2 separate regions of the Homo sapiens genome follow, and region 2 is linked to region 1. Evidence: read pairs that join two places in POLR2A ChIA-PET (ENCODE). Cell type or tissue: K562. All regions are shown on one strand. Each heading gives the region's core, and the rest is flanking DNA. Links, peaks and the distances in the headings are about the cores only.

The links. Peaks named below come from ENCODE experiments on the same cell type or tissue, not always from the same donor. Only the 100,000 strongest peaks of a DNase experiment are listed, where the experiment ranks them.
Region 2: POLR2A ChIA-PET joins it to region 1 with 5 read pairs; 3 of 35 experiments call an interaction of 5 or more read pairs at or near these places.

Annotation. Positions count from the first base shown.
Region 1 is chr9:124,470,230-124,475,595 of GRCh38, forward strand. ADGRD2 (adhesion G protein-coupled receptor D2) reads left to right here. Exons shown (of 25, transcript NM_001395425.1): 20 at 265-385; 21 at 5,217-5,258; 22 at 5,342-5,366. Among named protein-coding and RNA genes, the nearest start is that of ADGRD2, 22 kb to the left of the region's middle. In K562, for the core only: no CTCF peak of the experiment used is centred there; a DNase peak (open chromatin) is centred at 2,672; H3K27me3 peaks cover 863 bases.
Region 2 is chr9:124,533,671-124,539,036 of GRCh38, forward strand. It overlaps NR6A1 (nuclear receptor subfamily 6 group A member 1), which reads right to left. Exons shown (of 10, transcript NM_033334.4): 6 at 4,422-4,649; 7 at 2,208-2,462. Among named protein-coding and RNA genes, the nearest start is that of NR5A1, 29 kb to the left of the region's middle. RefSeq lists an enhancer at 2,043-2,543. In K562, for the core only: a CTCF peak has its summit at 3,246 (motif pointing left); a DNase peak (open chromatin) is centred at 3,241.

The DNA.
Region 1 (5,366 bases), core at 78-5,077:
CCCATTCCTTCCAGCCAGGTTGGGGGCTGGGACCCCATCTCCCAAGTGCCGCTACCCTACTTCATGCCACCTCTGTCTCTGAGAACAGGGGGGGCAACAAAGTCCAGTCAAAGGTTCTGGCTCCCTCTAAGTCCTGCTGAGCCATGGTCCCGGCCCTCAGCTCCCACCCCGCTCCAGGCACGTACAGGTGCTGCTCTCCCTGGAGCCCTGCGGGGAGCTCCCCAGGCCTCCCAACCCCCGTCAGCCCTGCCTGCCCTCCTACAGGGCCACGGTGAAGCCCGTGCTGGTCCTGCTGCCCGTCCTAGGCCTGACCTGGCTGGCAGGCATCCTGGTGCACCTGAGCCCCGCCTGGGCCTACGCTGCCGTGGGCCTCAACTCCATCCAGGTACCTCCAGCCCCAACCTTCTGGGACTAGGCCCTGACATGCACGAAAGCTCAGAGGGGACGACTAGGGTGTCAGGGCCTGGGAGGGTGAGCTCTCCATCATGGGAGACATTCAACAGCAACTGGGACATCCTATCTAAGAAGGGGTTTTGAGGGTGGCAGTGGGAACAGGCAACCTCCAATCAACCAGCGGTTCGTGCAGGAGGCTCACGGGGCCCCTCTGCCAGCTGGGAAGGCTGAGACCCAGAAAGAGGGTGTTAAGGCTCACTGTGCTTGGACACTCAGGGTCCGGCAGAAATTCCAGCCCCTTGGCCAGTGCCAGAGCCACTTAGTTCTTGCCAGAAAGCTGGGGAGGGGACACAGGGCATCAGTCACCTCCCCCTTGGGGTCTGCGGCCTGCTGGGATAGCAGTTTAGAAGAGGGTTTGGTGAGGAGGCCAGTTCATGAGGCCACAGGAAAGGGCCCGGGCTTCCCGGGTCTCTTGGGGCCTGTGTGCTAGAACCACAGGGAGAGGGCCAACTAGGTCCCTCTCGGGGGATTGGCAGGTCTGTGGGGGGCCAGAACATTAACTGAAGTGACAGCCAGGGGGCTGGGTGCTGGGAGTCAGGGAGGCCCTTCCTGGCCCCTCGTTTTCCCTCGACCTCCCTGGACCACCCCCCAGGCACCTCTCCCTGTCACCTGCACCTCCTGCTCCCTGCTTGCCCAGCCCGGGTCCCTCTCAGGGCCAAAAGGTGGGTGGGCAAGGGCCCAGGCTGGACTGTGCCAGGCTCAGGAAGTCAGGTGCGAACTCCACCCAGGGTCCATGTGTCCTCCAAGCTGGGGACCCTCCATCTTTTCCTTGAAGAAGGAGAGCCAAGGTGGTAACAGCCACTCACAGTGCCTGGGTGCTCCCTCTGAGCCCCAGGCCAGGCTCCTATTTGTATCTCCCAATAAGCCTTGTAAGTGGGGAAACTGAGACCTCATGAGGTCACTTGCCCAAGGCCCCCCAGGAGGCAGCAGCAGCGGGGGCACCACTCCAGAGTCTGCGTTCTCAGCCACAGGGCATCCAGCTATGACCACAGATGGGTCCTGGCTGGTCCCTGGGAGCATGCTTGGACCCAGTTACTCATTCATCCATGTGCTCTTCATGGCTCGCCCAGTGTGTGCCAGGCACTGTGCTGGGTGCCAGGCCGCAGCAGCAGAAGAGGCAGCAAAAAGCCCCTGTATTTGTGGAGCTGCCCTTGGTAGAGCAGGCAGACCATGGCCACGATGAAGAAATGAAGTGTTCAGTGAGGGGACGAGGCAGGAAGCCCTCTTCCAAGCCCCACGCCCCCCAGGGCTTCATGGCTGGGTTCAGTCTGGCTGGGCCCCTGGCGAGGCTTCTCCACCTGTCACACGGTGGGGCAGGTGGTGGCATCTTGTTGCCATGGCGATTCCTCCAGCTCTTTGCCAGGTGCCCCTCTCCACATCATAGGGGGTTGGATTCCTGATGCTCTCCATCCTCACCTGTGCCCCTCGGGTGGGCAGAGACACAGCCATGGGGCAATGCCACCGTCAGCCATGGGGCAATGCCACCGTCAGCCATGGGGCAATGCCACCGTCGCACCGTCTCAGATCCCTCCCTTCAGTTCTCATTCTTTCCTCTCTGTCCCAATCTTCATCTCTGAATCTTCTCTGGTTCTGTCTCTCAGGCTCCCCCTCTGTCACTGTCCCCCTCTCCCTGTGCCCTTCTCACCCTCTGGCCATGGATGTTTTTTCTGGCACTGACCCCACCTGGCTCTTCCTGGGCATGTCTTCATGTTTCTCCACTTCTCTCCTCAGTCTCTCTGACACTGGTTTGTTTTTTTGTTTGTTTGTTTGTTTGTTTTTTGTTTGTTTTTTGTTTTTGTTTTGTTTTTGTTTTTGTTTTGTTTTGTTTTGTTTTGTTTTTTGGAGATGGAGTCTCGCTCTGTCGCCCAGGCTGGAGTGCAGTGGCATGATCTTGGCTCACTGTAACCTCTGACTCCCAGGTTCAAGCGATTCTCCTGCCTCAGCCTCCTGAGTAGCTGGGATTACAGGCACCTGCCACCACGCCTGGATAATTTTCTTATTTTTAGTGGAGACGGGGGTCTCACCATGTTGCCCAGGTTGGTCTTGAACTCCTAACCTCAAGTGATCCTCCCGCCTCGGCCTCCCAAAGTGCTGGGATTACAGGCATGAGCCACCGCACCCAGCCCTCTGACACCAGTCTTTTTATCTCTGCCTCTCCATCTCCCTGTGCATGACACTCTCTTGTCTCTGCCTAAAGCAGCCTCAGATTACCCTTGGGACGGTCACCCGGTGAAGGCAAGGAGAGGCTGCCTTAGGCAGGAGCTCAAAAGGCAGGAGTGGGGTCTGGGCCCCGCCGCTGACAGTCACATGACCCTCTTAGGCTCAGAGCCCTGTTCTCTCAGTCAGTCCCTCTCCCCAGGCCCGGCCTTTCCCTTCACCTCTCCTTTGGTCTCTCCCTGTCTCTCTGTGTCCACCAAGGTCTCTCTGTGTTTTCCCCTCACACTCCACCTCCATCCCTGTCCCTCTCTCACTCTCCGTCAGTCTTGGGCATAAGCTAGGTACATCCCACTTTTAGGAGGGTGACCAAGTGACCAGGGAGGAGGCCTGGGACTCAGGGATGAGACTCTGCCCAACCTCATTCACTCTCTAGGAGTAATTTGTGTCCTTCTGGCCACTGTGCCGGGTTGTGTCAAGGGAGAGCAAAGCCTCACTTCTATAACCAGCCGTAGCTCACACTTGCCCTGGTGGACAGAGCCTTGTTGTGAGGCCTGGAGAAGTGGCACCAGGCCTCCGTTTCTACGTCTAACCAAAGGGGATCAGATTCCCACCCTCCTCATGGGATCATCGTGGAGTTCAGCTGACGTAACATTTGCCAAGGCTACGCACAATCCCTGGCACGTGCTAGGAGCCCCACGAGTGTGAGCTCATTTGTTTTGTTCAGTTGTTCAACACGCACTCCCCTAGCACCTCCCCATGCCAGGGCTGGCCTGCACGCTGGGGGACATGGAGATGCCCAGGGCCAAAGAATTCTGTGACATTCTCAGCCTGAGGGAGAGACAGACATCAAAGCCACACAACCACAGTGTGTCATGACTGAGGCCGAGAGACAAGGGGCCTTGGTCAAGGCAGTGTGGGGACAGAGGAACAACTCATCGGAGGCAGAATGGGCCACCTGGAGAGGGTCACTCTCAGCCAAGACCTGACGGCTGTATGGAGAGGCGGAAAAGAATGTTTTAAACCAGGGGAGGGGGCATGGTGGGGTCAAATGGTGGGGAGACATGAGGGGTAAGGCTGGCGAGAAATGGGGCAGGAGGGAGTGTGGGGGGCAGACAGAGTGGGGTCCTCAAAGCTGTTGTAAAGAGCTCAGACTTGGCCAGGTGTGGTGGCTCACGCCTGTAATCCCAGCACTTTGGGAGGCCGAGGCGGGTGGATTACCTAAGGTCAGGAGTTCGAGACCAGCCTGACCAATATGGTGAAACCCTGTCTCTACTAAATACAAAAAATTAGCTGGGTGTGGTGGCACATGCCTGTAGTCCCAGCTACTTGGGAGGCTGAGGAAGGAGAATCGCTTGAACCCAGGAGTTGGAGGTTGCAGTGAGCCGAAATTGTGCCATTGCACTCCAGCCTGGGCAATAAGAGTGAAAACTCTGTCTCAAAAAAAAAAAAAAAAAAAAAAGAGCTCAGATTTTGTCCCAGGGGTAGTTGGGAGCCATGCAGGGCGTCAGGCAGGTGCTGGTGTTCTTGGGTTCGCATTTGGAAAGATGCCTTTGGGTGGTAAGGAGTGGGTAGAAGGAAATGGGATGGAGAAGGCAGTGCAGAGGCTACAGAGAAAGATCAGGCTGGGCCTGGAGACCTGGGAGGCTTTGGGGTCTGTCTTGGAGAATGGGGGTGGTGGTATCATCTCAGTTGGTGCCTGGACACCAGGGGGACCAGTCAGGCTCTTGGACTCCAGCTTTCAGCCCTGGGAGGCTGGAAGGCCCCAAGGAATTCCAGGCCCCCACCTGTGTCCTCCCGCCTGGGCCGCAGCACAGAAGCAGCTGCCTGTGACACTGCCTAGGAGGGATCCCAGGACAGCCTCAGGGCTGGGCCACACTGGAGCTTAGGATCCATTCCTCTGCCCCCCACCCACAGCTCCTGGTCCCTCTCCATCAAATGGGGAGAATGAATCCACCCCCACCACAGACCTGCTGTTAGGGTCAAGTGAGAGACCAAATGTGATGGTGCAGGGAGGGTGGTGAGGCCCTCTTGGTCCCACGGTGTGGGGAGAGAGAGCCAGCTCCTCCCCAGCCACGGTGTGAGTCCCTCACAGGCAGCACCTCCCATCCCCTCAGAACCCAAGTCCCGGCCTCATCTCCCCTTTCCAGATGAAAAGACAGAGGCTCAGGGAGGTGAAGGCCACTCAGCTAGAGGCACAGTGAGAAGGCACTCACAGGGCTGTTGTCCCAGGACCTGACTTGGCCTTGGAGCCTCAGGAAGGTGTGCCCCTCCCAACCCCACCACATAGCATGGCGAGGCGGTGAGGATGGGACAGGCCCAGCGTGGGGCACAGAGGACTGGAGTCAGAGGCTGCCTGGTGAGCAGAAGCTGAAGGCTGGGGTTGCACTGGGCAAAGCCCCTTCTGGTCCCCTGGCCTGCTAAATGCCACAGCTACTCCTCCGCAGGCGGGCACGAGGGCAGGGCCGACTTCGTGCCCATCAGCCTGTCTCTGGGTATCTCTGCAAGTGTCTCTGCCACTGGGAGGCGCCGGGACCCCAGGCAAGGCCAGGCTGTGGGGGATGGGGTAGGAGGCTCCGGGCTGAGGCACTCGCTGGGTCTGTCCTCAGGGGCTGTACATCTTCCTGGTTTATGCTGCCTGCAATGAGGAGGTGAGTCTGGGGGTGCCGGCTGCAGGGAGAGGGGTCCAAGGGGTAGGGAGGGTCCCCAGCCTGACCTCCAAGTATTCCCCCAGGTGCGGAGCGCCCTGCAGAGGATGG
Region 2 (5,366 bases), core at 175-5,174, 64 kb after region 1:
ACGGAGTCTCGCTCTGTCGCCCAGGCTGGAATGCAGTGGTGCAAACTTGGCTCACTGCAAGCTCCACCTCCCTGGGTTCACGCCATTCTCCTGTCTCAGCCTCCCAAGCAGCTGGGACTACAGGCGCCCGCCACCATGCCCGGCTAATTTTTGTATTTTTAGTAGAGACGGGGTTTCACCATGTTAGCCAGGATGGTCTCAATCTCCTGACCTCGTGATCTGCCTGCCTCAGCCTCTCAAAGTGATGGGATTACAGGGGTGAGCCACCGCACCCGGCCAGGGGCACCTTTTCTTTTCTCCTTCTTGGTGCCCTGGAATCCCATGACTTCCAGTATTTTGAATTGGCCAATAAAGGTCATTTATTGAAATGTCTATTTAAATACAAACTAAGCATTATAAGACTTTTTTTTTTTTTTTTTGAGACGGAGTTTCGCTCTTGTCGCCCAGGCTGGAGTGCAATGGCACAATCTCAGCTCACTGCAACTTCCACCTACCAGGTTCAAGCGATTCTCCTGCCTCAGCCTCCCAAGTACCTGGGATTACAGGCATGCGCCACCACACCTGGCTAATTTTTGTATTTTTAGTAGAGACAGGGGTTCTCCATGTCAGTCAGGCTGGTCTCGAACTCCCAACCTCAGGTGATCCACCTGCCTCGGCCTCTCAAAGTGCTGGGATTACAGGCATGAGCCACGTGCCTGGCTATAAGACTTTTCATATGGATTAACAAGGCAGAAAGTCATCTCAGCAGATCATCTGTCTTGATTTTAGGGGTCAGAAAATATGGTCACCCTGTGCTCCAGGTCTGCAGAGTAAATGAGTAAAAAGTGTGCTTGGACAGGCCCCAGAACAGCAGGGAGACAACCCACTCTGGACAGGGAGGTTTTAAGGATACTGGACAGCTGGGATAAAATTTTATGCCAGAAAATGACAAAGAGAATAGCTCAGTCTTTTAGTCCTATCCTTTCAACATCTCACCACATCTCAGACGGAGTCAAAGAACCTAAGCTTTTCAGGCAGGCAGGCATATGCTCAAATCTAAGGCTCTGGATTCAAATCCCAAACCCTTATGGGAAAGTCTCTCTGAATTTCAGTTTTCTCATCTATAAAATAGGCACAACACCACCTATAAGGCTGGAGGCTGCGAGAAAGAAAGAAGACAATTAAAAATATCTAGTCTAGACCGGGCGCAGTGGCTCACGCCTGTAATCCCAGCACTTTGGAAGGCAGGCGGATCATGAGGTCGGGAGGCCGAGACTATCCTGGCTAACACGGTGAAACCCCATCTCTACTAAATATACAAAAAATTAGCCGGGCGTGGTGGCGGGCCCCTATAGTCCCAGCTACTTGGGTGGCTGAGGCAGGGGAATGGCATGAAACCGGGAGGCGGAGCTTGCAGTGAGCCAAGATTGCACCACTGCACTCCAGCCTGGGTGACAGAGCCAGACACCGTCTCAAAAAAAAAAATCTAGCCTAATGCCTGGCACACTATAGGCACCAAAATGACCCCTAGGTCTCTTTCTTGGATTGTAAACTCCAGTTCAGAGCCTCTCTTGCCTTGTAGGCAGAATTTATATTTTTATTTTTCCTGGATGCGTTATCTCAGTAATCCAAGTATAATAAAGATCAGCTGGGTGCAGTGGCTCACACCTGTAATCCCAGCACTTTGAGAGGCTGAGACGGGTAGATCACTTGAGGTCAACAGTTTGAGACCAGTCTCGCCAACATGGTGAAACCTCGTCTCTACTAAAAATACAAAAATTAGCCAGGTGTGGTGGCAGGCACCTGTAATCCCAACTACTTGGGAGGCTGAGGCAGGAGAATCACTTGAACCCGGGAGGCAAGAGTTGCAGTGAGCCAAGACTGCGCCACTACATTCCAGCCTGGGCGACAGAATGAGACTCTGTCTCAAAAAATAAATTAATTTAAAAAAAATTACAGCTTAGCATTCTGCTAAGCTTGAATGCATAAAATGTATTCCTAACAACCATCTTACTGGGGAAATTGTGTTATCACCCCATTTTACCAGTTCAGAACCTGAGGATCAGAGACTTGGCCAAGGTCACAAATCTAGTCAGTGGCAGAGTGAGGATTCAAATCCAGGCCTATGAGGTGTAGTGCCTATCCTCTGAAGGGCCAGGCAACTCTGCCTTACAGGGATGACAATTGTTTGGTTGTTTGGTATTTCCTCCCCAGCCAGGAGGCCTCACCTGTGTAGTTCTTCATCGGAGGGCGAGTACTTGGCAGTGACATCAGCCAGTTCCCCAAAGATCTGCTTGCTGTAAACGGTGAGGGAAGACAGCAGGATTAGCTCCTGCCACGTAGAGCTCAAGAGGCACGTGTAATCCTTGATTGAGAGCTCGCAGAAGAAAGGCAGTTTCTTGATCCAGGCAATCTGCCTAAAGAGCAGCTCGTCGGCCAGGCGGCAAAGCAGGGCAAATAGTTCTGCCTGTGTCACAGCGTATCTGAGGGGCAGGGACAGGGGAAAGTCACTTCCATTGGTCAGAGGGTGAGGATAAGGGTACAGAGAGAAGGTAGTCCCAAGGGCACAAAGGGACCCTGGCAATGGGCTCCTTGCTCCATGCCCACGGGTCTCCAGTTCCATTCAGTGTGATTTTCTGATAAAGGGGGAAGGCTGAGGCCAGCAGCAAGTTCAGGGCTGGAGAGGCGGGTCTGGTGAGGAAAGGCTGCTAAGGGGAAAGGAGACTTAGAAATGTGTGCAATTGGCTGGGTGCAATGGCTCATGACTGTAATCCCAGCACTTGGAGGCCACTTGAGTTCAGGAGTTCGAGACCAGCCTGGCCAACATGGTGAAACCCCATCTCTACTAAAAATACAAAAATTAGCCGGGCGTGGTAGCACATGCCTGTAATCCCAGCTACTCGGGAGGCTGAGGCAGAGGCAGAAGAATCACTTGAACCTGAGAGGCGGAGATTGCAGTGAGCTGAGATTGCGCTAATGCACTTCAGCCTGGGTGACAGAGCAAGACTCTGTCTAAAAAAAAAAAAAAAAGAAATGTGTCCAATTGTCAGGGAATATGACTTTTATTGTTGGTGTTCTCTAATGTTCCATGTCTTAGAGAAAATCCAAGTCACTCCTGTTCAAGTTCTGGCAATGGAACTCTAATGGGGTGGATCTGATGCCCACCTAACAAAGGAACTGGCACAAAAATAAGCCTCGCGTCCAGACCACTGAAGGAAAGAGAACAAGTTCAGAAGATTTTTCTGCTCTCACTCCACCCCCTGGTGGTGAGTTCAGGAACCAGCATTGCTCAGCCTTTCCTTTAAGCTAAAACTGGAATAAAAGCCGGCTTTGAGACCACAGACTCACAGACCCAAGAGTTTCAGCTTTCTTCCTCTCAAGGCCCCTTGCCAAGACTTTTCCTCACACTCCCACATCTAAATTTTTTTTTTTTTTTTTTTTGAGACGGAGTCTCACTCTGTCACCCAGAGCTGGAGTGCAGTGGCGCAATCTCGGCTCACCGCAACCTCAGCTCGCTGCAACCTCCACCTCCTGGGTTCAAGCAATTCTCCTGCCTCAGCTTACTGAGTAGCTGCGATTACAGGCGTGTGCCACCACACCCAGCTAATTTTTGTATTTTTAGTACACACGGGGTTTCACCATGTTGGCCAGCTCGTCTGGAACTCGTGACCTGGTGATCCGCCCACCTAGGCCTTCCAAAGTGCTGGGATTACAGGCATGAGCCACCACGCCCGGCTTCCTACATCTAGATTTACAAAGGGTTTGTGTGACCTCCTTGTGGGTAGATATTTTAATCTCCTCTTCTGAAACTGGAGACTAGCTTAAGAAATCTCAGGATACCTTCCTGGGAGGTCTAAGCTTGATAACACTCAAATCGTTTATGCTCTAGGCCAAAGGAGTAATGGATGCAGCAATGGGTAGGCCCGAAGGCTGAACTGTTATCTCCTCAGGTAGAAGTGACTAAAGACTGAAAGAATACTCCTTCTACCCACTCAAGCCTGCACTTAAAGTGGTCACATGCCACCAGGCTAGCCATGGGGATGCTGGTGAGGGGTGCAGACAGGCTACAACCAGCCAGGGCTTTGTGAAGGAGCCTATATCCGATATATAACTATTCCCAGAATTACTGCTCATCTCTAGCATGGAAGTGCTCTGACCCATCCCAGCACCTGGCTTACCTAGGCCCAAGCAGAATCAAAGGCCCTTCTATCTCAATTCCATAGGAACTGGAAAGTAACCTCAACTCTATGAGAAAGGATGCTTAAGGAAAAAATAAGGGATCACTGGTTTCAAAGATAAGCACAGATTTGTCCCCTGACACTTGAGTCATTATCCCCCCAACTCATTCTGAAGCCACGGGTATAGGAGCCAGGGACGCGAGTGGGTGTGGGGTAGGGACACTTTGAGACTGCAAGGGGCCAAGAAGGGCGGAGCTCACTCACCCATCTTCAATCAACATGGGCGTGCCCAATGGTTCCAGGTCCTCGGCTGATAACAGCTGGTGAATCAGACTGTATGACTGGGGATCCAGGCTGCGAGCTTGTTGGGGCAGAAGTGGTGAGTGGCCAGAATAGCTAAAAAGGTGCGGTATATATTGGTAATGTGGAGGCACAGACATTCCCATGTACTGTTCCCTGAAGGCCATGAATCCATTCAGTTCCACAGACCTACTGGAGAGAAAAGTCTTGCGTCAAACAGAGCCATGGCAAGTCTAGTAATTACTCAAAGGAAGTGAGCCAGAAGGTGACTTTAGGTATTCTTTGAACATGAGGTATGTGTCTTCATCAAGCCAGGGGGCATAATTAATAGTTAAATTCATGTCTCTCCTACTAGATTCCCATCTGTAAGACAAAGACTCTATGGGTATATGAATGTTGGGGTCGCCACTGGACACTCAGTGCATGGCAGAGTAGGTAATGAATAAATATTGGTTGAATGAATTCTTTGTATAGGTGCCATGTCTGGACAGTTTTTTAACAGATACTTGTAGACTATGATGACAAAGTAGGTATTTATATTATAATACTGCTAGGAAAACTAAGGCACAGACAGGCTAAGTCCTGGCTAGGCCACAAAACAAATCCAGCATCTAGCAAGGAACCCGGCATGTGGCAACAACCCCCTAAATAGTCCAAGGAAAGAACAAACGAAGGGGCACCTGAATGGGATAAAAGCTTTAATTAAATATGAAGACAAAGGTAGATTTTTGCCTTCCTTTCCTTTCTTGGAGAAAGCTAACCACTCTGTCAACTAATTAAAAAAAAAAAAAAAACCTAAGCCAGCCACAGTGGTGTGCACCTACAGTTTCAGCTACTTGGGAGGCTGAGGTGGAAGGATCACTTAAGGCTAGGAATTTGAGACAAGCCTGGGCAACATAGCAAGACTCC